Regions from separate parts of the Mus musculus genome. Here region 1 is linked to region 2. A link is a loop called in an ENCODE intact Hi-C map of the cell type or tissue named here. Cell type or tissue: heart. All regions are shown on one strand. Each heading gives the region's core, and the rest is flanking DNA. Links, peaks and the distances in the headings are about the cores only.

The links. A loop is a pair of places that touch in the nucleus more often than their neighbours do. Peaks named below come from ENCODE experiments on the same cell type or tissue, not always from the same donor. Only the 100,000 strongest peaks of a DNase experiment are listed, where the experiment ranks them.
Region 1: it touches region 2 in a loop (3-fold over the local background); 1 of 42 quality-filtered maps calls a loop at or near these places.

What each region holds. Positions count from the first base shown.
Region 1 is chr11:107,130,682-107,133,581 of GRCm38, forward strand. It overlaps Bptf (bromodomain PHD finger transcription factor), which reads right to left and starts at 1,466. Exons shown (of 28, transcript NM_176850.3): 1 at 593-1,466. The coding sequence starts at 1,241. In heart, for the core only: CTCF peaks have their summits at 604, 1,629 and 1,849; DNase peaks (open chromatin) are centred at 770, 900 and 1,530; H3K4me3 peaks cover 2,103 bases; H3K27ac peaks cover 2,018 bases.
Region 2 is chr11:106,998,143-107,001,042 of GRCm38, forward strand. Kpna2 (karyopherin (importin) alpha 2) reads right to left here and starts at 1,383. Exons shown (of 11, transcript NM_010655.3): 1 at 1,217-1,383. Gm39424 (a long non-coding RNA gene) reads left to right here and starts at 1,327. Exons shown (of 3, transcript XR_880255.3): 1 at 1,327-1,407. In heart, for the core only: a CTCF peak has its summit at 1,355; a DNase peak (open chromatin) is centred at 1,389; H3K4me3 peaks cover 1,861 bases; H3K27ac peaks cover 1,912 bases.

The DNA.
Region 1 (2,900 bases), core at 288-2,787, 130 kb after region 2:
TTCCTCCAAAACAGTTACCAAACTAGCTAACTAGGGTGTAGGAAAGGGAGAACGTCTAGGTGTGGTACCACCATCGAAATTCTCTTTTAAGGAACAGATAATTTTTCTTTTAAATCTAAAACAAAACGTATTAGACATGCAACGGTTTGCAAAGCAGGAGGCTTCTTTCATCGCAAAATAAATAAATAAAATACTCGTACCAAAACAAGGGGAGAAAGACGAACTCAATGGATACTTGTGTGCCAAAGTTTCAATCCTGCCTGGTGGAGCCACCGCACTTGGCACAAATTTTGAAGGGGATAAAGAGGGAGGGGGGAGAAGAGCGAACGAGTCTGTGGCCTGCAAACTGCAACAATGCAATCTCCATTTTGAACAATGCGCCTCTTTCCTCTTGCAAATCTAGTTTTGTTTTTGTCTTTTTTTTCTTTTTTTTTTTTTTTTTTTGTCACTAGACGCGCCGTGGCCTCCGCGTGGGGGACAGGCCGGGAAGGGGGGGGGGAGCTAGGAAGCAGGATGCACTGCACTGGAGAGGGAGCAAGCCAGGGGGAGGGAGGAGGTGGGGAAGGAGTCTCCCGGCGGCCTGGGTGGTTACCTGGAGTGCTGCTGTATGTACTATGGCTCCTGAAGCTGCTTTCCGTGCAGTAACTAGCGTCGTCGTCGTCGTCTTCCATCTCCTCCGGATAATCGGAGTCATCGTCGTCTTCTTCCATGTCATCTTCCTCCTCGTCCTCGGAATCCTGGGTCTCCTCGGCGTCGCCATCCTCCTCCTCCTCCTCGTCCTCCTCCGAGACCATGTCCTCCTCCTCGTCGTCGTCGTCACTCTCGTGGTCATCGTACACCACTTTGTTGACGGCGCGGCGGGCCGGGGTGGTCCGGGCCAGGTGGCCGCCCCCGCCCCCCGTCCTGCCGCCCCCGCCTCCTCGGCCCCCCCGGCCCGGGCCGCTGGCGCTGCTGCCGGAGGCCGGCGGTGGCGGTGGCGGCTGTTTCCTGCGGCCGCCCCCCCTGGGCGAGCTCAACCGGGTCTTGGGCGCCACCTCAGCCTGGGCGGCGGCCCACCTGCCCCGACTGCTGCCGCGGTGCCGCGAGCGCAGCCCCCCTATGGGTCCGGAGGCGGGCGGCGGCGGCGGCGGCGGTGGCGGCGGCGGTGGTGGCGGCGGCGGCGGCGGCGGCGGGGCCGGGGCGCAGCGCTCCGCAGCAGGAGCCGCGGGCTGCTTGGGCGGCCTGCCCCGCCGGCCCCTCATGTCGGAGCCGCGGCTTGCGGGGGGGTGGGGGGGGAGCGGAAGGGGTGGGGGAGGGGCGCGGGGGGCGCCGGGGCCGAGGGGGAGGGGAGGGCGCCGGGGTCCGGGCGGGAGGGGCGCGGCCCGGCAGCGGCGGGGTGGAGGGAGAAGGCTCAGTCCGAATTGCCGGGGCCCCGCTCCGGATCGCCTGCAGCCGCCATCTTGTTTCTTCCCTCTCGCTCGGTGACTGGGGGAACCGACAGCGGCCGCAGGCCCGGAGCGCGGTCACGTGAGCTGCGCCGCCCGACGAGCCTGGGACAGAGCGAGGCGGCGCGGCGGCCGCTAGGGGGAGCGCGGGAGCGGCGCGGCGGGGGCGGGGAGGCCCCGGAGCGCCCCTGCGCGGCTGCACGGCGGCGGCGCAGGAGCGAGATGGGTAGCGTGGGGTGTCCCCCCAGGCTGGGGTCTCCTCCTGGGAGACCACCTCCCCCTCAGCTGAGGTCTTAGGGAGACCTCAATGCGTGTCTCCCAAACCGGGGCCGGAAAACAGGGAATTTTCCTCCCAAGTCGCCGGTCCTTTTGGGAAACTAATGCAAAAAAAGGGGAGAGGGGCGTCTCGCGTAGAGGCACGACTTACAGACTGGGGGCAGTCACTACGCAAAGCCACCCACGCAGGTACAGGAGCTGGAGCTAAGTCAGTCCCAATAGAGAGCTCCCAAAGGCTTGGATCTAGAGGGTCCTGAAGTTGTTCCAGGAATGCACGCTGGGAGCCACACCCCCAGCGTGGTTTCACTGACTTTCCTGAGTTCCCACCCTCAGAGCCCGGGGTTAAATTCCAGAGCGTGGTTCCTAGCGGCCTCCAGGCACCTTTCTCTCTTCCCAGCTACGAACTTCCACACCTCAGCCAGAACTTAAGGATAGGAAGGATGGCGTCCTGTCTAGAATTGGCTTCACAAAGTTATGTGTTTGTGTTACCTGGAAATAATGTCTACCTGACAAATTACCAGTCTTGGTTTGACCTAGGGTGCTAGTCACTAAAGTGAAATCGCAGGCACATGCACCAAATGTTGCTAAATTGAGGTGGCTCAACACAGGGTCCTCGGGGTGGACTCTGGAAAGAAAAGAAAGGTTTAAGGAACCTATATGAGTGATTATTAATAGATGTGAGAACAGAAAAAGTAATTTGAAGAAAAATCGTTAATAGGATTCAGCCCACTAACTAACTGACTTATTACAATATAGTTCGGTGAATAGAAATGAAGTGAAAATTACTAATTGCCAACTAAGTTATTATGTATTCACTTTGGTTGATCTCTGAGAGTGGTAAACTTACCCACAGGGACCTCATAAGACACCAAAGGAAAGAAAGTAAGCCACAAGAGTTCTTGGGTAAACAAAGGCTGCAGCTATAGCAATGCAGGCCCAAATAAGCAGATCTTCTGATATTCCTTGGTGATAGTGGGTGTTTTATTTTGTTTTATTAGGGCAAGGTCTCGCTGTAAGGCCCTGGATAGCCTGGAAATCACTATGTAGACCAGGCTGCCCTCCAGCTCCTAGTAGAGATCCACCAGCCTCTGCTGGGAGCAAAGGTATATGGCACCACACCCTGCAGTGGTGGGTTTTGCCAGACTCTCACTATGAACTCCAAGCTGCTGTCAAACTTGTGAACCTCCTGCTTCAGCCTCA
Region 2 (2,900 bases), core at 208-2,707:
CTTTAGTCCCAGCACTTGGGAGGCGGGAGGATTTCTGAGTTCGAGGCCAGCCTGGTCCACAGAGTTCCAGGACAGCCAGGGCTACACAGAGAAACCCTGCCTCGAAAAAACAAAAAGAAAGGAAGGAAGGAAGGAAATTAATTTTAAGACTTTTACCCAATATAGCTAAACTATTACCATTTGAGGATGTCATCAATACAGAAAAATTGAGATGTCTTACTGTTTTTATACACCTTCAAAATCCAATGGGTAGTTTAAGCACACGGGGCATCTCAACAGATTAGCGGCTTTTCAAACACTCAATAGTCTTAAGCCTCTAGCCAGCACGGTATTAAGTCAAGGATCTAAATTCTAGGCTCCATTAGTTAATAGAACACCAAGTAGGAGAACAATCTACGTCCTTTGTTTGTTTTATTTTTCGAGACAGGGTTTCTGTGTGTATCCCTGGCTGTCCTCGAACTCAAATCGGCCTGCCTCTGCCTCCCAAGTGCTGGGATTAAAGGCGTGCGCCAACAATGCCTGGCAACCATCTACGTCCTTAAGGCAATAAACGCAGCTCTCGTTTTCTGTTGATCGATGGCCAAAACGGATCCATACTAGTACCCTCTTGCAAGTTACATAAAGAATCGGTTCGTTCCATTATAGGGCCTTCCATCACATCATCGCTGTCAGCAATGGCATTAACGCCGCATCTTGCACACACTTCCAGAGAATGCATTCAGCCGGGATGACATCAGCTGTGATCAGTGGGGCTCGATAGAACCCAGGTGTGGTCGTCGCGAAGGGACAGGAACCCAAAGTACCCTGGTAAGCTAGTAGGTTTAACTGCTTTATGTCCGTCCTCGACCCTGACCCAGGTGATCCGGGTCAAGGGCTTAACTGGGGTGTCTTAACTGCCACCTTCATCCCCTGCCCAAAGCTGCGTCTCCTCCCCGGGGCAGAAGCATCAGGAAAGCGGCGGCACAGCCAGGTAGGTCCGCTCGACTGCGGCTGCCCTCCGGTCCCTCCACGCCGACCCGAGCCGCTCCCAGGCCTTCGCTGCCCTCCGCAGCGCCCGGCGTTGCCAACCCTGACCCCGGCGTGGCGAAACCAACCCGCCCCGAGGCCTGGTCGGAGCAGGGAGGCTCAGCTCCGGCCCGGGCGCGGCCTGCTCCCGCCCTCCGCCCCGCAGCCTTCCGTCCGGCCGTTACTGCTCAGGACCGGCTTCCGTTCCTACCTGTACAGCCGGCTCAGATTTCCACGAAAGGTGGTGCAGGACACTCAAGCTGCGGGTCGGCGGCTGTGGAAACGTCTGCTACCCTTCAGCCCTCAGATTTTGTGCCTCGTGCTGCCGGCCGGCGCGATTTAAATTTCCCGGTGACGCCGCGTTCCGATTGGCTGATTTGAGCCTAAGCTGCGCGTTCATTGGTAGGTTTGAAAAACACGTTAGGCGGGGGTGGGGGTGGGACGCAGACGCAGGTCGTAGGGGAAAAAAAAAAAAAAAGGTGGGGGTGGGGCGGTAAGCAGGGAAGCGTCGCGAGATGAGGGAGCGGCCGGGCAATCCCAGGGTGCCTTGCAGAAGGGTGACTCCAGATCTCAGCACACAGCATGGAGACCTGCGTTTCGTCTATGCTTAGATGGACACTGGGCCGTACCCTGTTTGCTTTCCCTGGGCTTGTCCTTAAACAAACACACGAAATTATTATTACACTTGTAAAAAAAGGCTTAGCTTGCGGTGATTGGCGCAGGCTTTTAATCCCAGCACTAGGAGTTCAAGGCAAACCTGGTTTATACAGCCAGGCCAACCAGGGCTAAATAGTGAGACCCTGTCTCAATCAACCAATCAGTCAATCAATCAATAAAAGAAAAGAGAAATATATTTACTTTAAAAAAATTTTACATCAGGAGCTGGTCACCGGGAGAACGTGGATCTGTGTGCCTCTTAACCATTAGTTGTATCACTATATTGTTTATAGTATTTGTTGATTATTTTATCTTTAGGCAATCATTAGTTGTATCGCTATATTATTGTTTGTGCTATTTACTGGTTATTTAATTTTTATCATGGGGAGTGGGATTGAGGCAGGGTCTCACATTAACAATAGAGCCCAGGCTAGCCTTGAACCTAATGCAATCCTTCCTCAACGTCAGTTCTGGGATTACAGACATGCCCCACTTTGTCCCGTGTGGTAAACTTTTAGATTACTTGGAAAATAAAGACAATGGAAGCCGGGCAGTGGTGGCGCACACCTTTAATCCCAGCATTCAGGAAGCAGAGGCAGGCGGATTTCTGAGTTCGAGGCCAGCATGGTCTACAGAGTGAGTTCCAGGACAGAAGCAAAAAAAAAAAAAAAAAAAGAAAAAGAAAAAGGACAATGGAAGCAGCAAATATGGTAACAATAATTTATTAGCCCGGTGGTGGTGGCGCACACCTTTAATCCCAGCACTTGGGAGGCAGAGGCAGGCGGATTTCTGAGTTCTCTGAGTTCGAAGCCAGCCTGGTCTACAGAGTAAGTTCCTGGACAGCCAGGGCTACACAGAGAAACCCTGTCTCGAAAAACAAAAACAAAAAACCAATAACTTATTAATACCTATTTTCTCCAAACCTTTAAAATTTTTTATTTATTTCTTTATTTTGCTCCCTTCCCCCAAACACACACACACACACACACACACACACACTTAATGGGTTTCTCTGTGTCTCTGTAGACCTGACTGAACTCCACAGACCTCAGAGTGCTGGGACTAAAGGCAGTGTGCCACCACTGCCTGCCTTCAAATACTTTAAAACTTGAGTAATTCTGAACACAGAATCACAAACCTTTGCCTAGACTTGCCAAATGTTAACATTTCGGCACATTTTAAAATATGTAACATGTATATAGTGTACACACACACACATATTTTAGCCTTTTCTCTAA